Regions from separate parts of the Homo sapiens genome. Here region 1 is linked to region 2. Evidence: chromatin contacts called from ENCODE Hi-C or POLR2A ChIA-PET data. All regions are on one chromosome and are shown on one strand. The core of a region is the stretch at or near the end of the contact, and the rest is flanking DNA. Distances in the headings are between cores, read along the strand shown.

What was found. Hi-C counts contacts between places; a loop is a spot of excess contacts on that map. ChIA-PET counts read pairs that join two places held with the same protein, here RNA polymerase II (POLR2A). Pooled maps may share reads with other maps.
Region 1: a map of CD8-positive, alpha-beta T cell shows a loop between it and region 2 (8-fold over the local background). The contact joins the promoter of TRA2B here to the promoter of KLHL24 in region 2. A Hi-C loop is called at or near these places in 1 of 168 maps with a recorded cell type or tissue (CD8-positive, alpha-beta T cell), 1 of 37 single-sample maps with no recorded cell type and 11 of 50 pooled maps. POLR2A ChIA-PET finds 5 or more read pairs at or near these places in 2 of 52 experiments (T-cell and activated T-cell).

Annotation. Positions count from the first base shown.
Region 1 is chr3:185,936,550-185,941,019 of GRCh38, reverse strand. It overlaps TRA2B (transformer 2 beta homolog), which reads left to right and starts at 3,006. Exons shown (of 9, transcript NM_004593.3): 1 at 3,006-3,195. The coding sequence starts at 3,160. RefSeq lists enhancers at 3,075-3,534, 2,945-3,672, 3,575-3,784.
Region 2 is chr3:183,633,828-183,638,810 of GRCh38, reverse strand. KLHL24 (kelch like family member 24) reads right to left here and starts at 3,188. Exons shown (of 8, transcript NM_017644.3): 1 at 3,018-3,188. It overlaps LOC107986162 (a long non-coding RNA gene), which reads left to right and starts at 2,202. Exons shown (of 2, transcript XR_001741042.2): 1 at 2,202-2,276; 2 at 2,527-4,648. RefSeq lists silencers at 1,783-2,112, 2,163-2,482, 2,673-2,742, 2,753-2,862 and an enhancer at 3,283-3,342.

The DNA.
Region 1 (4,470 bases), core at 1,757-4,256, 2.3 Mb before region 2:
GATAAATAACCCAATTAAAAATGGGCAAAGTATCAGAATATTCGTTTCTCCAAAGATCTACAAATCACCAATAAACGCATGAAAGCATTATCATTATCGCTAGGGAAATGCAAACCAAAACCACATCGAGATACCACTTTAAACCCACTAGAGTGGTTATAATTTTTTTTGAGACAGATTTTTGCTCTTGTTGCCCAGGCTGGAGTACAATGGCACGATCTTGGCTCACCGCAACCTCCGCCTACCAGGTTCAAGCAATTCTCCTGCCTCAGCCTCCCGAGTAACTGGGATTACAGGCATGTACCACCACGCCCGGCTAACTTTGTATTTTTAGTAGAGACGGGGTTTCGCCATGTTGAGGCTGGTCTCAAACTCCTGACCTCAGGTGATCCGCCCACCTCAGCCTCCCAAAGTGCTGGGATTACAGGCATAAGCCACCACGCCTGGTCAATTTTTTTTAATACAATATAACAAGTATTGGTGAGGATGTGGAGAAATTGGAAGCCACATACACTGCTGGTGGCAGTGTGAAATGTAAAATGAATGCAGCCACTGTGGAAAACTGTTTGGCAGTTTCCCCCCAAATTAACCGTAGGGTTACTATACAATCCAGCAATTCCATTCCTAGGTGTATACCTAAGAGAGATAAAAACATGTGCTCGTACAAAAATTTGTACATGAATGTTCACAGCAGGATTATTCATAAGTTAAAAAATGGAAACTATCCAAATGTCTATTAAATGATGAATGGATAAATAAAATGTCATATATCCATACAACTGAATATAACTTGACAATGAAAAAGAATGAAATAGTAGTACATGCTACAACATGGATGAACCGTGAAAACGTACGCCAAGGAAGCCAGTTACAAAAGATACATACCATATGATTCCATTCATATAAAATGTCCTGAATAGGTTAATCTATTGAGAAAGAAAGATTTGTGATTGCCTAGGACTGGGAGGGTTGTGAGGAGTGGAGAGGAGGAGGGATGCAAAATGACTATTAATGAGTGTTTCTTTTCTTAATGTGATGAGACTACTCTAAAATTGTGGTGATGGTTGCACAATTCTGTGAATAAAAGCCATTTGAACTGTACACTTTAAATAAGGGAACTGCATAGTAGGTGAGTCGTATCTCAATAAAGCTGTTAAAAAAAATCAGGAGTTGGGGATATGGGGCTGAGGCAGGAGGAACACTTGAGACTGGGAGGTGCAATGAGCCACCGCACTCCAGCCTGCACGACAGAGCCAGAGAGACCCTGTCTCAAAAAAAAAAAAAAAAAATCAAATGACCCTTTACCAGTATCAAAGTGCCTCATCAGCCAGGTACCACCTTTTCAATGGATGGGGAGACTGAAGTGTAGAGGAATTAAGTATCCGACTTGGGGGTTGGGGGAAGTGGCTCACGCCTGTAATCCCAACACTTTGGGAGGCCGAGGTGGGAGGATCGCTTGAGCCCAGGAGACCAGCCTGGCCAATATGCCAAAACTCCGTCTCTATAAAAAATACAAAAAATTAGCCTGGCGTGTTGGCAGGCGCCTGTAATTCCAGCTGCTACGGAGGCTGAGGCGGAGAATCACTTGAACCCGGGAGGCAGACGTTGCAGTGAGCCGAGATCGCGCCGTTGCACTCCAGTCTGAGCGACAAAGCAAGACTCCGTCTCAAAAAAAAGAAGAAAGAAAGTATCCGACTTGGTCTTGGGCTCTTCTCACTATAATCCAACTATATTCTCTTACGAAATGGCAGAATTAATCTTCCCTCCTTGTGACACCCCTGTAGTTATACATGCCTCTGGCACTTACAATCATTTTTTCTAATTGTGTTTAACGGTTCTAGCACATTACTTTGTAACTTTAGAATAGAGATTGTGTCTGATTCCTGTGTATTAAGGTCCGACCTTTTTTATTTTTATTTATTTATTTTTTAGACAGAGTCTCGCTCTGTCGCCCAGGCTGGAGTGCAGCGGTCCGATCTCGGCTCACTGCAACCTCCGCCTCCCGGGTTCAAGCGATTCTCCTGCCTCAGCCTCCCGAGTGGCTGGGATTACAGGCATGCATCACCACTCCCGGCTAATTTTTTTGTATTTTTAGTAAAGACTGGGTTTCACCATGTTGGCCAGGCTGGTCTCGAACTCCTGACCATGTGATCCGCCTGCCTCGGCCTCTCAAAGTGCTGGGATTACAGGCGTGAGCCACCGCACCCAGCCGATCTGACCTTTTTTTTTTTTTTTTTTTTTTTTTGAGACGGAATCTCGCTCTATTGCCCAGGCTGGAGTGCAGTGGCGCGATCTCGGCTCACTGCAAGCTCCGCCTCCTGGGTTCACGCCATTCTCCTGCCTCAGCCTCCCAAGTAGCTGGGACTACAGGCGCCCGCCACCGCGCCTGGCTAATTTTTTTGTATTTTTAGTAGAGACGGAGTTTCACTGGGTTAGCCAGAATGGTTTCGATCTCCTGACCTCGTGATCCACCCGTCTCGGCCTCCCAAAGTGCTAGGATTACAGCGTGAGCCAGCGCGCCCAGCCCGATCTGACCTTTTTTAAATGAAGACGTATTCAGGAAGGAAATATCTACAAGTAAGACAAAATTAAGTAAGAACCCAATGTACGAACATTCACTTCTCTAACAAAGGAAAGACACAAAACAAGAAACTAATAAGGCGGAGAAAGGAATTGAGATTGGGGGAAACAGCATCTCCTTCCTCCCTGCACACTCGGCAGGTTCCCTGGAAAGTTCTAGAAGGGATTCAGAAGTGGCTGGTGACATCACTGTGGCTCCGTGGCGCCCACTACAGCAGCCAAACGACACGCTAGCTTTCCCGCCTCATAGAGGCTCGTGAATGGGGGTGGGGCCCTGCGAGGGGCGGGGTCACGTCACTTCCTGTGCGGGACGCGCTGCAGCTGGAGAGGAAAGGCAGAGCGAGGAGGGGCGAGGCCAAGAAAGCGCGCGTTTCTGGGAGGGGAGGAGCCTGGCTAAGGAGCGCCGCGTCACATCCGGTAGAGTTAGAGCCCGTGCGGAGGCGGTGCGGAGCATTTCGGCTCTGAGCGGCTGGGCGACCGGCGCGTCGTGCGGGGCTGCGGCGGAGCCTCCTTAAGGAAGGTGCAAGAGGTTGGCAGCTTCGATTGAAGCACATCGACCGGCGACAGCAGCCAGGAGTCATGAGCGACAGCGGCGAGCAGAACTACGGCGAGCGGGTACGTAGAGCTGCGGTAGGGGGTGGCTGTGTGGTCCTAGCTCCTTGCATCTTTTTCTAGGCCCGTCGGCCTCGGGCCAGGAGGCAGGGGCGTTTTAGGCTCCGAAGTCTGAAGCCGGGAGGGCAGGCAAGGGAGACAGCATTTAACCAAAAAAAGCCTTTGTGGATAGTGCCTTAGTGCCTTTGGTCGTGAAGGAGGGAGGCCCCCGGCGGGTTTATGTGGCTTCTGCCCGAGACGGCCGTTTTTCCCGTTATAAGAGGGGGAAGATGAAAATGGCCGCTGCGTCCCCGCGGTGTTGGGGGAGGGGAGCGATATCTTATTTCGGCGTTGCTCTCCTGCGAAGGTCCGCCGCAGCCATCTTGGGCTGGCGGGCTGGGCGAGCTGCCAGAGGCACAAAATGGCGGAGAAGCCGCGCGGCAACGCGGACCCGACCCGCAGCGGGCCGCGCTTCGTAAGGCCGCGTGGTGGGGTGCAAGGGGACAGACGACGTTCTTTTGGGTCTTTGGGCCGGTGTTTAGGTTAACGAAGGACCGTCTTTGCCTCCACGGAAAGGACGGAGTCTGGGATGTCTTTGGGGCCTCTTAAGATGGAAACTAATCCAAGGCCGACTAAGTTCTGGGCCCGTTAGGTGGAGGGGATTGCGTGAGGGCTTTGTGTTTGGCCTAAATGAAGCGCTTTTCTCTGATGCCGAAAGGGCTTCCCAGGCAAAAATCTGTATCAGTATTCTATTAGGACAGACCACAAAGTCGTTAAGATGATTTTGTGGACATCGCATTTCCACGGGATTGTGAAGGAGAAATTGGCGGGCAACCATTTACGGCGCCGTTATTTCCTTTGTTTTGAGGCGTTCTAATACTTAGAACCACAGCGTGTGTTGGCTACAGTTTTCTTTCCCTTAAGTTTCCACCTCTTAAAGGTGTTCAGTGAGGGTTGATTGAATTGCGGGAACAAGACAGTTCTAGGGTTTAAACAGCATACGTAGCTGGTCTGTGGGGCTCTGGGTATTGGATTCGGAAAGCATTGAATGATGCGAACATACGAGGCTTGCTAGAATTAAGAGGAATCTGTTAGAAGGGTGATAGAAAAGCACCATAGAAATTGATTTTTGAGGCTGTGGGAATAATTTGTGCTTTTTTAAAAAAAAAAAACAATTTGTTACCTAAGTTTCCCCTTGTTGGTAAAGCTACCTTAAGATCTGAATATGATTTATCAGGTAAATAAGACTATTAAATGTCTTAGCAAACTTTTGATTAAGATTTTATATGATTCCTCAGA
Region 2 (4,983 bases), core at 1,939-4,438:
TAAAGAAGTTTGCTTAGCGATTGTTTTATTGTTTATTTTTTGAGACAGGGTCTCACTATGTTGCCCATTCTGTTCTCAAACTCCAGAGCTCAAGAGATTCTCCTGCCTCAGCCTCTGGAGTAGCTGGGATGACAGGCAAGCACTTAATGTGTTTTTAATAGGAGAAACAATAGCGGTTTTTAAATGTCAACAGTTGTCAAGTGGCTATATACTCTCCAGTTGTTTCAGTCACACCAGAAATAAAATCATACAAAAATATATTTTTCATACGTATACTTGTGAAGATATTTACTTACATTTTTCCATTATACAGTCCATACCCAAATATTTATTGAAAAAAGTGTCCCAAATTTTTGTCAAATAGACAAAAATAACTGTGGTCACTTATTTGATTAATAGTATTTATTTTTCACAGGCTTGACCTTTGGGTTTTAATGAAATGGGAGAAAAGGAAGTTAAAAAAAGTTATTGAAAAAGCATTAAGGTTCAACAACTTGGACAAAAGCCAGGAAAGTTTAAGTTAAAGCTGGTAGTCAGCCTTAACGCAGAATTTATTTCTTCTTCCTGTTTAGAGACTTAGGTTGCTGGCTTTGTTTGAATAAGCAAGCCTTTACTGAGTGATGGTTTTACTTTTTCAAAAGGTTAGACGATTGCATTTTGTACTCATTTAGATACATTAAATACTCTCAATGCACAAGTGATGAGGCGGTTCTGATCACAGGAGATGCTCATTCCGGTGTAACCATCTCCTCTGGAATTTTAAAGAATGCATAACCAATAGGAACTGTTCATATTCAATTCCTGCTTCATCCAGGGGAGCTCAAACTTCCTTCTACAAAAATGTATTGTCTTTGCCAGGCACGGTGGCTCACGCCTGCAATCCCAGCACTTTGGGAGGCTGAGGCGGGCGGATCACCTGAGGTCAGGAGTTCAAGACTAGCCTGGCCAACATGGTGAAACCCCGTCCCTACTAAACATACAAAAACTAGCCGGGCGTGGTGGCGGGCGCCTGTCATCCCAGCTACTCGGGAAACTAAGGCAGGAGAATCGATTGAACTCGGGAGGCGGAGATTGCAGTGAGCTGAGATGGCCTGGGTGACGGAGTGAGACCACTCCACTCCAGCCTGGGTGACAGAATGTGAGACCCTGTCTCAAAAACAAAACAAGTGTATTAAGTCTTGAGTGAATTCCTATATCTGCAGAAGAAAATCTGACAAAACGCAAATACCCTATTAACTCAAGCGATTAGAAAAACCATTTTCAACACACTATGGCTAAAAATGATTGGTCTTGAAGATTTTATTACCGTCAGCTTAATGTACAATTTTAAAACGACACAGTCGCAACCCACTTCTCAAACATTTTGAATTACCACGGGAATTAAAACATAGAAGTGTGTGACCTAGAATCCCTCAAACAAGGAAAACAACTCATCCGAGCCGAGTATGGAAGAATCTTTACTTTTTAGGGGAGTATCTTCAAACTATCTTTTTTAAATAGTAGAAATCTGCTTTTAAATCTCAGCCAACAACAAGCAGATTTTAAATCTATTTTACAACCCTAATAAAAACCAACCTCTTAGCTGGTGGACCCAGTCTGTAGCTGCAAATACAAAGACGTGATTTTTGAAAAGCTGCCCACAAGAGCAAGTGATTAATCATTAAAATCCACTAAAATCAATTGTGAACAGCCACTGCCTCAGGGGTGACCGTGGGGCCCCCTAAGATGTGGCACTGTGATCTATATTTAGCTATCTAAACACGTTTACAGAACTGGCAACAACGTGTTCGCAGGACTTCCTGCGAACCACCCGGCAGATAACGCGACACTAGTTAAAGGGTGTTAATTTTCCGGTCCTCGGAGGGCAGGCCACGGTAGCCGATCTCTGCGTGCCCAGAACTGCCTGCAGGATCAGGCAGCAGCAGCGGCGGCGGCGGCCACCGAGGCTACCAGCCGCCCGCAGCAGGGGCGGGAGCGCGCGCCTCCCGCACCCGCGCCACCCGGCTCCACTCGGGCCGCAGCTGCAAAAGCAGCGACAGCGCGCGCTCCCGCGCGTCCTCCAGATCACCTTCAAGGGGGCGGGAAGAATGGCCCAGGGCAGGCCCACCTAGTGACAATAAAAACTCGCCAATAAAAACTCGAACTCTCCCTCGGGTACCGCCCACAAGCTGCCGCAGGCGCCCAATCCCCGCCGCGTTAACAGTCTTCACCCGGGGTGTCCAGAACTTGAGGGCGGGTCCATTAGGAACTAAATTAAGAAACTGAGTCCTGGAGTGGTAAGAAGGTGGGGAGGTTAGGCGGGGACTGCGCCGGCGGAACGCCCGCTCCCCCGCCCGCCCCGGCTCCCCGGGGACGGCCGCAGCGGGCCGGGTGTCGCGATCGTGGTAAACAAAGGCTCGCAGGGGACGGGGGCGGGGGTAACGGTCAGGTGACAGTGCCGAGTGCATTTCGCAATCGCTTTAATGGGGCTTCACGGGCCCGCGGCCCTGGGGACCCCACCTTGACCCCGTCATTCCTCCCGGACAGAACCGACGGTCGTCCCACCAAACAAGAAGGCTGGATTTGAGGCGGTCGCACTCCCCCGGGCTTCCTGAAATAAAAAGCAGCGCCCCGTTCGCAGCCCATCGGCAACAAGCAGCACCCGTCTGCCCAGCCGCCTCCCCCGGCGGCGCCCGGCCCCGCGGCGACTAGCCTACCGCACCTGCGGCTACCCCCAGTCCCGGCAACCACCCCGCCCTAGCCAGGCCGCACCAGCCGCGCCGCGGTTCCGGGCCGTAGTGCCAGGAGGCGCGCGCGCCCTCCCTCAGGGCTGTAGCTACCAAGCGGGGGAGGAAGACCCCCCAGGTGAACCCTGGAGGCCCCTCGCCTCAGAAAGGGGCCCTGTAGCCCAGCTGCAGCCTCTCCGCAGACCGCCAGTCTGGCTCTGAGAGGCCGGCCGCCGCTGGCTGCCCTCCCGCAGACACCCCGGTGGTCAGGACCGCCGTCGCCCCTCCGCCCCCGAGGACTCAGACTCTGACCGGTTCCTCGCCTTTCGGCCGGTCCCGGAGCTGTCACCCCCGGTACCTCTCGGCGAACACTGGAAGCAGCCAGCAGTGGCTAACCCCGCGGTCCCTCAGCGGCGGGCGGCGCAGCGCACTCTCCAGCGCCGGCGTCTCCTCCAGCCACCAGTCTCTGCCGCAGCTCACAACAAAGGAAACATGTGACCGTCCGGGCCAAAACACTGAGCGTCAGCGAACCCTGGCCAATCCGGGTGGGCGTCCTCCGCCCCGGGGAACCCTGGGAGATGTAGTTCACGCTTCCCGGTGGCCTCCGGGGCCACCTGGGGCTCCCGCCGTGGGGTGGGTGTCGGGTGCCCAAGAGGACGAGACCCACCCAAAGGGCTGCTGACTCAAAAACACCTTGTTTTAAGCAGAGACAGTTAAAAAAATGCCTCTTGTGTAAGGAGCCGAGTGAGAAGCCAGAGTCGTTTCTTTCCTTCCCTCAAAGGCCCCTGCCACGTCCCAAGGAAAAAGCCCGCGATCAGCCCTTCGACTTTAAAGCTTGGGTCGAAGCTTAGAGAGCTTTTTATTTGACCCTTTGATAGACAATCGGAAATCAGGCCTGAGGGCCTGCAGGGTGGACGAGACTAAAACCCCAGTCCTTAGAAGGAGCAAGGAAAACCACCTCTTTTTTTTTGATAAAGCTGTTACTGTCCCTGGTATCAAATCCTAGGTTACCTTTTTATTTTAAACGCACATGCACGTCGACCAAAGCTGTCACAAATCCCTGTTTTCCAAGGTAGATGGAGTTCCTAAAGGACATTGTGTTGTCGTTTTGTGTCTGCAAGCTTTTTGTTTTGTTTCGTTTTGAGACAGAGTTTCGCTCTGCCACTCAGGGTGGAGTGCAGTGGCGCAATCTCGGCCCACTGCAACCTCTGCCTCCCGGGTTCAGGCGATTCTCCCGCCTTAGCCTCCCGAGTAGCTGAGACTACAGGTGCCCGCCACCACGCCCAGGTAATGTTTTGTATTTTTAGTAGAGGCTGTGTTAGCCAGGCTGGTCTCGAACTTCTGGCCTCAAGTGATCCGCCTGCCTTGGCCTCCCACAGTGCTAGGATTACAGGCATGAGCCACTGCGCCCCGCCTGCAGGTATTCTTTTAAAGGATGATTGCAACCATTTAACTAGTTTTTGGTTTCTGATACCAAATTTAAAAATCTCTATCTTCTACATGTCATGAATACCGTCATGCCTCTATTAAATTAGGCGTTGTGTTCTGATGACCAGAGGCGGAAATAATATGGAAGGCCTATATACAGGCCTTTTAAACATACTTTTTAGGCCTCTTTTCCATCTCTTATTCAATTATTTGAGCTATTTCTTCTGGTATTTATATATTTCCAAATAATGTATGACTATTTCCTATTAAGGAAGCTATCCTTCTCATAATCTGGTTAAATCATTAATGTTTACGCTAATGAGACCATGTATTTATTATTCATTGTTGAGACAAATCGTATACAATTTCCCATCTTGTATGGCTTTTGGTTTTCCTTGGAGTTTTAATAATTATCCTCTTTCTTTGCTTATTTTATTATGGATCTATCACAATGTCCTCTTAGTTTTTCTAAAACGATAAAATGCTTTCAATACAACTCCATATAATCAAACCCATCAGATAATCCATCGTGTGTGTATGTGTGTGTGTGTGTGTGTGTGTGTGTGTGTGTGTGTGTGTATCTGTACTTTTTTCTTAGAGTCATTGGTCCGCAGTTCCAATGACTGTTTGGGAAGCTTGCTTCTCTGTCTTGGGTCTTCCCTTCTCCAGCATCCTAGCATTTTCTTCTGTGATTTCGAGCATTGCCTCATATTTTGGTAGAGCACATTCCTCTTAAATAGCTTCCTAAGAAAAGGTCCATGAGAAGTAAATATTTTTGAACTTTTCATGTCTAAAAATATCATCACTCTATTTTACCTTTGAATGATGATGTTGCCTAATCATACAATCT